Linked DNA regions of Homo sapiens: region 1 is linked to region 2. The links are chromatin contacts, found by Hi-C or POLR2A ChIA-PET in ENCODE. All regions are on one chromosome and are shown on one strand. The core of a region is the stretch at or near the end of the contact, and the rest is flanking DNA. Distances in the headings are between cores, read along the strand shown.

Region 1 (7,210 bases), core at 2,798-5,297, 370 kb after region 2:
CACGCACACGCTCTCCAAACTCCTTACCCAACAATTCCCAGGAGCTGGTTTCTGACCTTGTTCTCCCCTGTCCATAGCTCAAAATGTCAGCATAAGAATGCTGTTCGGCCTTTCTAGGGAAGAACTATTCTTGTTTTCAATTTTTGGTATTAAAATATTCATTTTTTAGGATACAATAGTAGGAAACTAATTTTTTACCTATCCTGTGTCCTTACTTGACAAAATAAGATGCCACGAACCTTTATGCCAGTTCCCAAAATGACTTTTTGAATTTTTATTGATAAATCCTCAAATCTGAGAGCACAACACTGTGCTCCCTAACCCTAATCTCCCTCTCCCAGCAGGGAGTGAATCCTGCTTCATTTGCTCAGTGAGCACAAGGAAGGCACGGGCCCTGGGGTCCATCCCTGCCAGGCCACTCCTTCCAGCCCTCTCTGTCATTCCCACAGCAGCAGACAGGCAACAGCATTCCCTCTTCCCAGCATCGCTGATGCCAGGCTGGGTACCACAACCTCTGCATACCAACGGACTGGTCCCTACATCCTGATGCCAGAGGAGGTGGGTAACATTGAGCCATCACACTCACTCAATTACCAGACCCCTGGGTCAGCTTAAGAAGGGATGGAGTCCGGGCGCAGTGGCTCACACCTATAACCCCAGCACTTTGGGAGGCCAAGGAGGGTGGGTCACCTGAGATCAGGAGTTCAAGACCAGCCTGACCAACACGGAGAAACCCCGTCTCTACTAAAATTACAAAAAATTAGCCAGCCATGGTGGCGCATGCCTGTAATCCCAGCTACTCGGGAGGCCGAGGCAGGAGAATCACTTGAACCCAGGAGGCAGAGGTTGTGGTGAGCCGAGATCATGCCACTGCACTCCAACCTGGGCAACAAGAGCAAAACTCCATCTCAAAAAAAAAAAAAAAAAAAAAAAGAAGGGATGGTCTGTGTTCAGAGAGCAATTTTCCTCTGAACCAAATGAAGCTTCATCAGACTGTGTGGACCCCACTCCGCCTGAACAAGTCACAGCCCAATCTCCCCACTGAGAGGGGCCTATGAGCATCGCTGTGTCCTCTTGACCTTCTGTAAGTCTCTCGGGTTTGACCAGACCATTCTAGGTATTGTCCTACCACGCAGGGTAATGCAAAGGGCGTGGCCAAGGTCCCTAATGCTACAGCCAGTAATATACCCCAAACTCTCCACTCAAAATCCTGTCCTGGGCTGGAAAGCAAAGTAAGTGGCAGAAACATGAGGCCACCCCTGGACATTCCCACTCTGGGAGATATCAGGCTCAGCTCCACATGTAACCTGCAGCATGTGTTAGAAACCATCAGGAGATCACCAAGGGCTGCTAAGGGAAAAGGTTGGGGAAGACAATGACAGGCAGGCAGGCAGCAAATACAGGCTAAGGGTTCACTATGGACCAGGCATACTGCTCAGGGTCAAGAAAGCAAAAATGAGGAGGACATGATGCCCTGCCCTGAAGGGGCTCACAGATGAGCAGGTGTGGCTTGGAGGAAGAGGAGAGGCCAGGACTAACACGTATCAAGTCTGTTCATCTTCTGAGTTCCCAGAGAAAAGAGCCCCACACTCACGGAGCTGACAAGCAAGCCAGAAAGTAGGGAAATTTCAGGTTGGGATAAGCCCTAGAAGAAAATAAACAGAAAGTAAGATGAAGCAAAACCAGGCGGGGGATTTAGAGAAGGTGGTTGCAGAGGGCCTCTCTGAGGAGGTGACATTGGAAATGAGGTGGAGAATGGAATGAGAAGGAAACATTCCAGGTAGAGAAGGGCAGGTGCAAAGGCAGGGACGCAAGAAAGGACTGAGAATGTTCAAGGAGGGGCAGGGACGTTGATGTGGGTGAGATGTGGAGAGCAACAGGAGACAGGAGGCAGGCAAGGCTTTGCAGGCCTGGTGAGGAATCCGGGTTAAATATGAGCATTATCCCCATTTAGTAGATGAGAAAACCAAAGCTCAGAGGTTAAGTAACTTGCCCAGGGTCGCATAGCTGGTGAGTAGCCAAGCTGAGATTCCATCATATAGTCTGGTAACAAAGTCCATGTTTTCTTTCCTCTACTCACTGAACAGGAACTGGCTGGCTGTGACAAAATGTGATAACTGTTAAGTGATTAATGACAAGTGGTTTATGACAGAAGCCTGGGGTGGGGGGACACAGTTTGCCGGGGAAGTCTTCATGGAGGAACTAACTGGGTCCCTAAGAATGAGGAGGATTTTGCCAGGTGGAAAAGTGGGGAGGACGAGCGCTCAAAACAAGGAGAATAACTTGAGCAAGGCCAGGGATGTGGAACATGAGGCCTGGTGGGAGCTGAGAGGCAATGGAGTTGCTGAGAGTAGAACTGGCGGGAGATGGGCGTGGAAGGCAGGGTGGGCCAGACCAGAAGGGACCCTGAATGCCTACCAAGGATGTCTACATTGAATTTCTGGGCAACGAGGAGCCAAGGCAGGTTCTTCAACAGGCTGAGCTGTACTGTGCTTTAGAAAGATGACTGTGATGCAGGGGCCTGGAGAGGCTGGTGTGTGGGGAGGGGCAGCTAAAATAAATGGCCAGAGGCTGTAGAGAGAGGTGGGGCAGGACAGGGCCCGTCAAGCCCCAGAGGTAACCAAGACTGAGAAGGAGTTTCACTCTTGTTGCCCAGGCTGGAGTGCAATGGTGCGATCTTGGCTCACTGCAACCTCTGCCTCCCGAGTTCAAGCGATTTTCCTGCCTCAGCCTCCTGAGTAGCTGAAACTACAGGCGTGTGCCACCACACCCAGCTAATTTTTGTATTTTTAGTAGAGACAGGTTTTCACCATGTTGGCCAGCTGGTCTCGAACTCCTGATCTCAGGTGACCCACCCTCCTTAGCCTCCCAAAGTGCTAGGATTACAGGAATGAGCTACCACACCCGGCCAAGAAAGTATTTTTACAGACCCCAAGAATGGGGTGTCCAGCTGGGCGTGGTGGCTCATGCCTGTAAAATCCCAGTACTTTGGGAGGCCAAGGTTGGCGGATCACCTGAGGTCAGGAGTTCGAGACCAGCCTGGCCAGCATGGTGAAACCCTGTCTCTACTAAAAATACAAAAAATTAGCTGGGCGTGGTGGGAGGAGCCCGTAATCCCAGCTACTTGGGAGGCTGAGGCAGGAGAATCGCTTGAACCCGAGATGGCGCCATTGCACTCCAATCTGGGTGACGAGAGCGAAACTCCGTCTCAAAAAACAAAAAAAGAATGCAGTGTCCCCAGCCCCAGGCCCCGCCCTGCTTCACCCCACCTCCCTCCACAGTTTGGCCTGGGTCCATGGCTGGAGTCCCTTCCTAGCCTATAGCCCCAGGCCCTGCTGCAGTGACCCCCATCAGCCCAGGGCATTCTGTTCATGCCCCATGACTCTCATGAAGGATGAGAGCAGGGTGCTGGCTTTACAGGAGTTGGGTGAACCTCAGATACTGAGAGTGGACAACACTTACACAGCCCTGACCCGGAAAGGGGACCTGTTTTAAGTGCCTTATTTTGACTCACTTCAACCCTACAAGGTACGTACTATTACATTCCAAGGAGGGGAAACTGATGCACAGGGGACTTGCCCAAGGGATGTGAACCCTGGCAGTCTGGTGCCAGGGTCTGTCCTCCGTACTCCACCTCAAGGTAGTCATTGCTCTCTCTAGACTCTGAGTGTCTCTACCTGCTCTCCTCTCTCCTCTTTGCTTTCACAATGATCCTGCCAGATGCTCTCTTTCCTGCCAGAAGGGAGGGCTACATGTGAAAATCTGGCATCAGAGTCTCAGCCACTCCCTTCTCAGGAACCACCTGCCTGCCTGCCATAGCAGGCGGTGAAGAGCCAGCCCTGACATCAGACAGCTCCTGGAGGCAGGCAGGCCTGTCTGAACCCTCCTCCCTGCTGCAACAGAAATGGCTACCAGCCCCACTGGCCAGGCCTACAGCAGGCTGTGCCTGGCCCCCACTTGACAGGCAGCACTCACCTCTCACCTCTGCTCTGGGGGCCCAGCTGAGGCAGCACCTGCCCAGGATGTCATGGTGCCATAGTTGCACCAGCTCCAGGACCAGGGCAGCTGAACGCCCCTTTGCCCACTAGATGGCACAATGTGCACAGAAATGTGGGTTGACCGCTTGGCCACCCTTTCCACCTGCAGAGGAACTGGATTTCACCACACTCTGCATTTATCTCATTTTTATTCTCATTCCTCATCCTAACCCATAGCCAACCATTTGTATGTGTCCTTGCAAAACAAGTGCATGTATTTTTTAGTTTCACAATTAGTAATATATATATATATATATATATATATATATATAAAAAACACACACACACATTATAGATATATTTCTTAATTGTTTTCGCTCAGCACTGTATTTTTAAACCTCATTCATGTTGCTGTGAGCACATTTAGTTTCTGGTGGGCACCTTCCACATTTATTTACCCACTCTGAGGGCGACAGGCACCCAAGTTCCCTCCAACACCCCAGCAACCCTGCCATGACCGTCCTTGACAGGAACCGTTACGGCTCGGCCTGAAAACCTAAGAAGCGGAATTGCCAGGTTACAGGGCATGCAGCGACTTCATTTGGCACAGTACTGCCAGCCAGCTCTCAACCCACCCAGTTCTTGGAGGGTTCCTGGGGAAAAGACGCCCAGCCTCCTAGGACTAGTCAGCCTAGCACCCCTTCCTGTGGGGAGGGGCCCCAATCCTTTCTGCTTGGGCCCAAGGGAGATGGAGAGCCAGTGGCCTCTGTCAAGAGCGTCTTGCAAAGGTAAGACCTTAAGGTCCTACATCTCCCCTGGGCATTTTTTTTTTTAAGTAAAGGGCAATGGCTGGCCTGTTAAATCCCCCACATCCCTCTCTTCAGGAGCCTTTCTGATTACAAAGCCCATTCTTTTTCTCCCTTCTCCTCCCACAGAACTATCCCAGTTTCCTGCATTTTCCCATTTCTCTTCCTCTGCCCATCCCTTCCATGTGAACACCCTACACTTACTAGCTATGTGTCTGTGGACAAGTTACTTGGACTCTCCCTCTTTGTCTATAATATGGAAATAAGTAATATCATTACTAATAATAGGCACACAGGCATAATCCCTCCCTGGCCTCTGCACACAGCCCTCTCTCTAACTCAATGCTGCCCCACTTCCCACATATATTTAAGTAGCTCAAGCCCCTCCTCCCCCAGGAAGTCATCCCTGATTGAACCAGATACAGTCCCAATGTCCTTAATCCAACTGTCACCTACTAAGAGCTCAAGTGATTATTTTTGGCTGAAATTTGAAATAACAATAATGGCTATGATTGATACGCTGAGCACCTACTATGTGCCAAGAATTCTACGGCCTACTCCATATCCACACAAGAGCCCTGGAAGGCAGACATTGTCATCCTGACTTCTCAAATGAGGAGGCTGAGACTCAGAGAGTAAGGTGACTTGCCTGAAGTCACTGGCAGGTAATTGTCAAGGTCAGGACTGGAATACAGGCTTGTCTGATATAAAAGCTCTACCCCACACCACCTCCTTCAGAATCCCTTCCTCTTGCCCTCATTCCCCCATACACATGGTATGTGCATTGCATTTTAAAATTATTTGTGATTTTAAGTACACAAATAATAGAGGGATATAGTCTCTTTATTAAAAAATTAAAGCACTACAGAGCTGTGTCACCTTTGACCAGGAACCTTCTACCTCCCTCCTCCCCAAAGGAACTCCCACTATTAGCACTGTCTTGGGTATCATTCTTGTGCTTTTTTGCCTTTTTTTTTTTTTTTTTTTGAGACAGGGTATCTTGCTCTGGTGCCCAGGCTGGAGTGCAGGGAATGTAGTGGTGTGATATCACAGCTCACCACAACCTCTGCCTCCCAGGTTCAGGTGATCTTCATGCTCAGCCTCCCAAGTGGCTGGGATTACAGGTGCACACCACCAGGCCCAGCTAATTTTTGTATTTTTAGTAGAGACGGGGTTTCACCATGTTGGCCAGGCTGGTCTCGAACTCCTGGTCTCGAGTGACCACCCACCTCAGCCTCCCAAAGTGCTGGGATTATAGGTGTGAGCCACTGCACCCAGTCCCATAAATTTTTCTGTATTTGTAGGAAATAACGTTGTTAAGTGATTTTACATAAATAATGTGTGTGGGGCCGGGCACAGTGGTTCATGCTTGTAATCCCGGCACTTTGGGAGAACGAGGCGGGTGAATCACTTGAGACCAGGAGTTCGGGACCGGCCTGGTCAACATGGCGAAAACGCGTCTCTACTAAAAACACAAAAATTATCTGGGCATGGTGGCCTGTGATCCCAGCTATGCAGGAGGTTGAGACACCTTGAACCCGGCGTATGGAGGCAGAAGTGAGCTGAGATTGCACCACTGCACTCCAGCCTGGGTGACAGAGTGAGACCCTGTCTTAAAAAAAAAAAAAAACAAAAAACCCACAATAATGTGTGAGGTATATCACTCTTCAACAGGCTTTTTTCCATTCAACAATATGTCTTGGAGAGCTACATCTATCTATACCTACACCATCCTTTCTTGGAACAGTTGTGTGCTACTCCATGGCACACATGGACTTTGCTTATTTACCCAGGCCCCTACTGATGGCTATTCAGATTGTTTCCAATTCTATTAAAAACAGGCTGAAACGAGTATGTACAGACCTCTCTGGGCACTGTGGTATGTGCTCTGTGCAGGGCATGGACAGTCATCTCTTCTCATCTGTCACATTGTTAGCAAACACCTCTCACAGGGGTTCTCAACTTGGGAACCACTGGAGGTTTCAGGGGGACCTCAAATCCCTGAAATTGTACCCAGAGTAACCTATGTATGCCTCTGCATATATGCACTATCTGGGGAAAGGGTCCACAACCCTTAGCAAGTTTCAGGTTTTCGAAGGGCCCATAAAAGCTAAGAAGTACCGACCTGTATTAACTTTCATACCTTTATGTTCTGGCTCATATACGATGTTATGTGCTCAAAAGGACAAGCTGGGCAACATAAAGCCTCTTCTCCCCCTTGTTCTGCCAACAAGGATTCCATCTAGTGCTGAAAGAAAGGACCTCTGGAGTCAGACCCAGGCCTAAATCCTGGCTCCATCCATTACTATGCAATTTGGGGCAATTAATTAACAACCAAGCTTCAGTGTCCACAACACAAACTGAGGTGAGTAAAACCTGCTTCATAGAGTTGTTGTAAGGAGTAAACAAAATCCCTTGCGCCAAGCA
Region 2 (6,760 bases), core at 1,040-3,539:
ACTCCTGGAAACTCTTGGAATATACGTACCCATTTAGTAACTTCGGAGAGAGCAGAAAGCCATTCTTCTTCCCAGTGGCTCCAGTAAAATTCCAGGATTGACTCTGATGGGCCTGGTTTGGTCATATGTCCTTCCTGAACCAATCACTATGGATAGGACTTTTTTTTTTTTTTTTTTTTTTTTCTGTGCTTGAGTGGTCTGAATCTTCCCACGGAGACAGGGAGATGGAGTCATTTCCATCCAAGCCACTTTTACTGAGAGTGTAGGGACTGCCCAGAGGAAATCAAGAGGCTATTTATCAGAAGAAAGAATGGGTTCCGGGGGATGAAAACCCAATCTGTGTTCCCGTTGACTAGGGGGAAGGGTATAATGACTGGCTAGGTCTGCTCACAAGGCCATGCTTGGAGGACATGAGGCAAGTCCACTTGAGTCATCTTCCCCAAAACCACGGGCACTGGGCAGAAAAAACTACACTTGAACACTGTAGGTGGATTGAGGGGTGGGCAGAAGCAAGAAGAGCAAAATAGCACGGGGAAGGAACGGGTGGGCTCAAATCCAGAAATCCAGATTTGAATCTGAGTTTTGCCATTTGGTAATTTTTAAACTTCTGAGCCTCAGTTTCTCATTGGAAAACTGGATCAATGCAGGAACAGTGCCTGTAGAATTCTTATGAGAATTAAATGGAATACTCGACATAAAGGATTCAGCTCTGTTCCTGAAAAAGCCAATGAATGTTTGCTGTTATGATAGTGGTCTTGAACTTCCATGCGGGTGACTGTGCCCTTGATAAGGGGTCAGGCTGTCCTCGGAGCCCTCTTCCTCATGCCATCAGGGCCTCCCCAGCACAGGCCTCAGAACTCACTAACATGTTGCTCAGTCAAAGCCTGGCCAGATTCCAACCCCAGGCATGAAGGAAAGCATAAAGGATCTGGTGTTTGGGTGTGGTCACGGTGGGTCCTGATGGGGCTGCGTCAAGGCTAATGAGGAAGAGGCTGGAGGGCCAGGGATTGGCAAGGAGGAAGGTGAGGAGTAAGGGGAGGGGTGATTTTGGCTAGAGCCAGCAGGGGTCACTGCAGATCTAAGTAACTTCAGGGAAGCGGCAGGGCCACCCATGGGCCCTCCCACATTACTACCTGCCTTCGTAACTGGGATACAGGTCTTGGACCAGTTCTGGGGAGAAGGATTGGGATTGGACTCACGCAGTGGGAGGTAGCTGCCTAGGGCATCTGCCCTTGGTGTCCTCCGGGGCCTAGGCTGTCTCTCCTCCATGGAGGCTCTTCACCAATGGGGTGTGGGCCTGGCGTGCCACCGGACTCTGAGTTCCAGCAGTGCCTAGTAAGTGCATCTTGAGATGCTCCCCTATAAAGAGCTCTGAGATTAAATGCGTTTCCTTGTCTCGTCCCTCGTCTCTGAGGGTTGTAGCCCAGATTAGCATGTTAGAGGCTCAGAGAAGTCCTGCAGTCAAGAAAACCTGTTAGACTGTGTTTAACTCAGGTTTCCTGTGCTTATTTGAGCCCGTTTGCCACAACATAGTTAGGGAAATGCTGGCTTAAGGGTGGGAAAGGGGGTGTGCTTGATACATTAACCTTCCCCAAGAGCATTTGCCCTCCCAACACACTCCCTCCTCCACCCATTGCAAGTAGTGTGTGACACATGTCTGTTGTAGAAAAGTGGGGGAAAAAACTACAAAGAAGAAAGTTACCCATCCCCTGCCTCCAGAAGAAAGTTACCCATCCCCTGCCTCCTGCTCCTTAGTCTCTTCTCAAAAGAGCTCTGGCCACTGTCCTCGGTCTTCCTGGAGAAAGGGTGATGATGGAGCTCCCCTCAAGGCACACCCACTTCTACTGGGGAGAAGCCCCAAGAGGAAAGGGCCCTTTTAGAGGTCATCTTATCCACCCCTCCGTCTCCTCTCTGTGCAGATTCTTGCTTCCCTCTCTTGCTGACATTCCTACAGGAAGGGAGATGGTGGTGGTGGTTTGGAGGGTGTTGAGGGGCGCAGAGGGCAATTGGGTATGTAGATCATCAGGGTGGAAGGTGAGCTTCCTTTCTAGGTGGGGAAACAGGCTCAGAGAGGGGCCATGACTTACTGGTGTTTCACAATGAGCCAGTGGTGGAGCTCACAGATCCTGGCCCCAGACCAGGCACCCTCCTCCCCCTAACCCCCATCTCCAGCTCTCAATGCCAAGAGTCTGGAGCGGGCCCTGTGCACTCCAGGCAAGGCTGCGGTTTCTTCTGTGGGACTGTGGAGCCACCCAGGGTGTGTGGGTGCTGCGCACGCGCACCACAGTTGTGTAACAGGCTCTGGGGCGTGTGCACGCGCTCAGTAACCTGATGCAACAGGGAAGCTGTGGTCCCGTGAGCTGGGGTGTGGGCGCTTGGCCGGTGCCCAAACCACAAAGAGTATTTGGCTGGTGGCTAAGGAGGCCAGGCATGGGGGTCGCAGAGTTGTCTACGTCAGGGCTTGTCTATCCCTAGTTGCCCACATCCTGGTCCCTGTGGGCGCAGGGCTGGGAATGGGGCTGCCTGGCCAGGTGATACTGTGGAGGAGGGGTTGGGGCCTTGCCCCTTCCTCCTTCTGTTTGCCACGATGCCTATTGTGATGAGGATGGGGGGCAGGCGGGGCTTCCTCCCTGTGGTTCCATCTCTTCCTGGCTGTAACCCCCCAACCCAGTTCTGTACCCTGCTCTCTCCACCAATCCTGGAGCCCTCACCACAGATCCAGGTCATTTTACACAGCAATATCTGCCTCTCACTCCCCCACCTCCCCTGAGTCTCACAGCCCTGCCCTCCCTACATAATAGGCTTTCCTGGGCACCCCAAATTGGGAGAAGCAGAACGGGGAAGGAGAAGAAGAGTGGCCACTTTGCAGCCAGCCCAGATGCTGACTTTCCGCTGCCACTTCTGAACTGAGTGACTGAGAAAGATCAGTGTCCCTTCTCAGCCTCCATGTACTCATCTAAGAGGTGGGGGCAGTGATACTCCCTGCTGAGAGTGGTGGAAAGATAGTGTGCTCCTGTGAACAGGAGTCCTGAACTCTTGAACTCTAGGGTCTAGGAAAGAACTCCATGAAAGGGGAGTTGCCCCTTCATTCTGCTCCATGTGGATTGAGTGTTAGGGCACCCGCCCTCCTCCCAACTCCCCAGCATTTCTATCACCAGACAGGGTGGCAGGCACTTTGGAGAGCCAGGGTCCTGGGAGGAGGTGGCCCATGAAAGCAGGCCCTATTCTGCCTGCCTGTGGCCACCTGTGTACCCTCTCTCCCCTCTTGTCCGCAGGGAGGTGGGGCACATGCATTTCTTCTGCCCCTCTCCACTTGCTCCAGCACTTCAGAAAGGCAACATCCTTGGGGGTGGCCAGTGGGTTCCAGGGATGCAGGGTTAGGTGACGCAGGGAGGGCATCTATGCCCAGTGTCCTGACTCTCTTCCCTGGCTGGGCTGTACCTGGCACGTTGGGGCTCCTCTCCAGTGCTCCCAGGATGCCCTGGATCTACATTGCCTTATTCTGCACTAACCACCTAATGTTTTGATGATCTGCTTATGCATCTACCTAAAAATAACAAATGATGCACTTTGGGAGGCCAAGGCGGGAGGATTGCTTGAGTCCAGGAGTTTGAGACCAGCCTGGGCAACATAATGAAACCCCTATCTCTACAAAAAGTAAACAAATTAGCCAGGTGTGGTGGTGCACACCTGTAGTCCCAGCTACTCAGAAGGCTGAGGTGGGAGGATTGCTTGAGCCCAGGCAGTCAAGCCTGCAGTGAGCCACGATCATGCCACTGCACTCCAGCCTGGGTGACAGAGTGAGACTCCTCCATTCCACCCTCCCCTTCCCTGGGAAAAATAAATAATTGATGACACTTACATAGTGCTCACTATGTTCCAGGCTTTACATATACTAACTCGTTTGCTTCCCATGGTGGAGATGGATATGATTGTTCTCCTTGAGGAAACTGAAGCCCAGAGAAGGCAAGTAAGTGCCCTGCTCAAATTTAATTCACTTGTGTTGTCTAACCTCAGTCACTGTCCTATCACCCTGTTTTATTTTCTTCGGAGCCTTGCTTGGAAAAACAGTGGTCTACTGGTTTGCTTACTTGCCCATTGTCTGTCTCACAGACAGCACGAGACATCGCCTCATAGATAGCAAGCTCCTTGAGTGCAGGGCCTTCATCTTTCTTGTTCACATTCCCAAAGCTTAACTGATGCTTTAGAGAAGCTCAGTGAATATTTGTGGAAAGAATGAGCCACTGGCCCACTGAATGGAGACTCCTCGAGGGTGCACTCTGTGATTATTCATTTCTGTTACCCCCACACTTCCTAGCACAGGGCCTGGCACAGATACAGTGCTCAGTAAACTGTTTGTTGAGTGAATAAATGAATGAATGAATGAATGGAAAAAAATTCCAGAGGACTCAGTTGCTGTTGCTCTTCCTTCCAGACTCTGGGAACTAGTGGAAAGTCTTCAGCCACAGGAGATGTGGGAGAATATTCTTTCTGGATCTCTGTTTTGGTTTCTCTGTGTGATTTGGTGTGTGCGCAGAGTGGGTACACAGGGCGGAAAGCATGAGAAGAAGATTGGAAATGAAATAATCTCTGGGAAATGACTCCCTGAATAATTATTTCATGTCCAAAGGCAAGAGAGGATAGAAACAGAATATGTAGGTGTGGGCCCAGAGGAGGCCCCTAGTAAATGTTTGATGAATGAATGAGTGAGTGAGGCCTTTGAAGAAAGGCCCAGGCCATGATTTTCTTTGTAGTCCCAGACCCTAGGATGGGCTCAGACTAGAATATGATACGTTTGCTGAATGAATGAATGAATGAATAAATGAATGCACACATGAGCACAAAGGAGCATGGAAATGATTGGAAAGGGTGAGTGCTGCAAAGGACCTCAGAGTGCTGGTGAACCAGACCAGGGACAAAGATTCCAGCCTTGGTCCTTTCTCCATGAGTCAGGGTCTGAAAGTAAGGAAGGGGTCTGGTGAACGCTTAAAGCCTGGTTTCCCAGTCATTCTTTCCAGATGATCTGTGTGGGGTATTGTGCAAAGACGAATAATAATTGGAAAAATAATAAGAGCCCTGCCAGGTACAGTGGCTTACACCTGTAATCCCAGCACTTTGGGAGGCTGAGGCAGGTGGATTGCTTGAGCCCAGGAGTTTAAGATAAGACCAGCCTGGGCAATATGGTGAAATCCTGTCTCTACAAAAGATAGAAAAATTAGCCAGATGTGGTGGCGCGTGCCTGTAGTCCCAGCTACTCAGGAAGCTGAGCCTGGGGAGGTTGAGGCTACAGTAAGCCATGATCATGCCACTGCACTCCAGCCTGGGTGATGGAGTGAGACCTTGTTTCAAAACAAACAAACAAATGAACAAACAAACAATAAGAGCTCATATATATTGAGCACATACTATGTGCCAGGTTCTGCTCCAAGCTCTTTACTTGTTTTCAGTCATATCATCCTTTCAGCAACCACATGAAGTATTTTTCTCATTTTATAAAAGAGGAAACTGAGGCACAGAGACGGGCAATGTCCGTCCACGATCACATAGCTAGCCAGTGAACACACAGTCATCACTCGGGCTTGCTGGGGACAGCAGCGGCTGCCCACCTGTGTACCTAGGGGAAGGTCCTTTGTGCTTGGGTCTTGCTCTGGTTCTATCACCTCTCCAGGCCTCAGACCTTCATTTGCAGAATAGGAACATAACATTTTGATGTTCTGGGACATGGAAGTCAGAGGACTTTGTAAGCTATAAAGGGCTACCGGGATCTTTTAATGGAAATTTCCTCCTCCTCATCATGAATCACCATCATCTTCATCATGATCATCTCTAGACCTGGCCTCCTGCCATTAATATGCCAGGCTGGGCTGCAACCCTGGAAATCCTGGTAAGACAGACAAACTTACTTCCCACTCAGGGATAATTATTATCTAATTTGGCTTCCACTTATCTCTTATTTCCATTCTTCTTTTCTACCTTCTAAGCCTTGACTCACCTCCAGCCCCAGCTTCTCCTTCCTCAATCATCGGCCTCCCAGACTCTGGGCTTCTCTCCACCCCTATTAACTAATTTGCTGAATATGTAAATCAAAACTTGTTACTCTCCTGCCCTTGTGCCAAGAACCAACTCTAAACTCTTTTTATGAGATGAAAGGCATTGGTAATGTGGCCCGTGGAAACAACTCTTTTTCAGTCACCCCCAATGCCCTCCAGCCATGCCACATGGTTGGCAATTCCTGTAATAGGGTATTATTTTCATTCCTCTTTGCTCTTACCTGTGCTGTTCCCTCTGCCTAGCAGGTTCTTTCCAACTTTGTCTCCGTAGTAAATGTCCACGTATTCATTTTACCCTTCAGAACAAAAATGGCATTATTGTTTTTCCCAGTTATAAGAGTGAAGAGCGCTCATTGTATATAATTCAAACACTGTAGAAAAAACTAGAAAAAAAAGGAAATGTTTCTTCTTCCCATAGTTTCAACAACTGGAGATAACCACCGCTAAAATACGGTGGTTAAAATCATGAATGTTTTTCTATGCATTTATACACATATATCTTTAAATATGTATAAATACATACATATTTGCAAACATGAGATAATTCACCCTATATGGTAACCTACTTTTTGTCCTGAGTAAAATATTTTGGGTATCTTTTCCTGTGAATAATTAGTTTTACATAATAATTTTTTGTTCTTCAAAACTGAATTCCAATTCAAATGTTTATTCTCCTGGAAGGCTCTCCTGGTTTCCTACTTCCCTCCCAG

What was found. A loop is a pair of places that touch in the nucleus more often than their neighbours do. ChIA-PET counts read pairs that join two places held with the same protein, here RNA polymerase II (POLR2A). Pooled maps may share reads with other maps.
Region 1: a pooled map shows a loop between it and region 2 (2.3-fold over the local background). The contact joins two enhancer-like sites. A Hi-C loop is called at or near these places in 6 of 168 maps with a recorded cell type or tissue (adrenal gland, body of pancreas, left cardiac atrium and 2 more) and 4 of 50 pooled maps. POLR2A ChIA-PET finds 5 or more read pairs at or near these places in 6 of 52 experiments (H1, MCF 10A, OCI-LY7 and 3 more).

The regions. Positions count from the first base shown.
Region 1 is chr6:44,092,809-44,100,018 of GRCh38, forward strand. No RefSeq gene overlaps it. Among named protein-coding and RNA genes, the nearest start is that of SCIRT, 22 kb to the left of the region's middle. RefSeq lists silencers at 3,944-4,238, 4,016-4,185 and an enhancer at 6,229-6,398. Within about 2 kb of position 4,048, at least 2 of the 41 ENCODE cell types and tissues checked have a DNase peak (open chromatin) inside an H3K27ac peak, as active enhancers do; they include right lobe of liver, where a contact is called at or near this core.
Region 2 is chr6:43,722,947-43,729,706 of GRCh38, forward strand. No RefSeq gene overlaps it. Among named protein-coding and RNA genes, the nearest start is that of MRPS18A, 39 kb to the left of the region's middle. RefSeq lists an enhancer at 1,995-2,084. Within about 2 kb of position 2,290, at least 13 of the 41 ENCODE cell types and tissues checked have a DNase peak (open chromatin) inside an H3K27ac peak, as active enhancers do; they include right lobe of liver, where a contact is called at or near this core.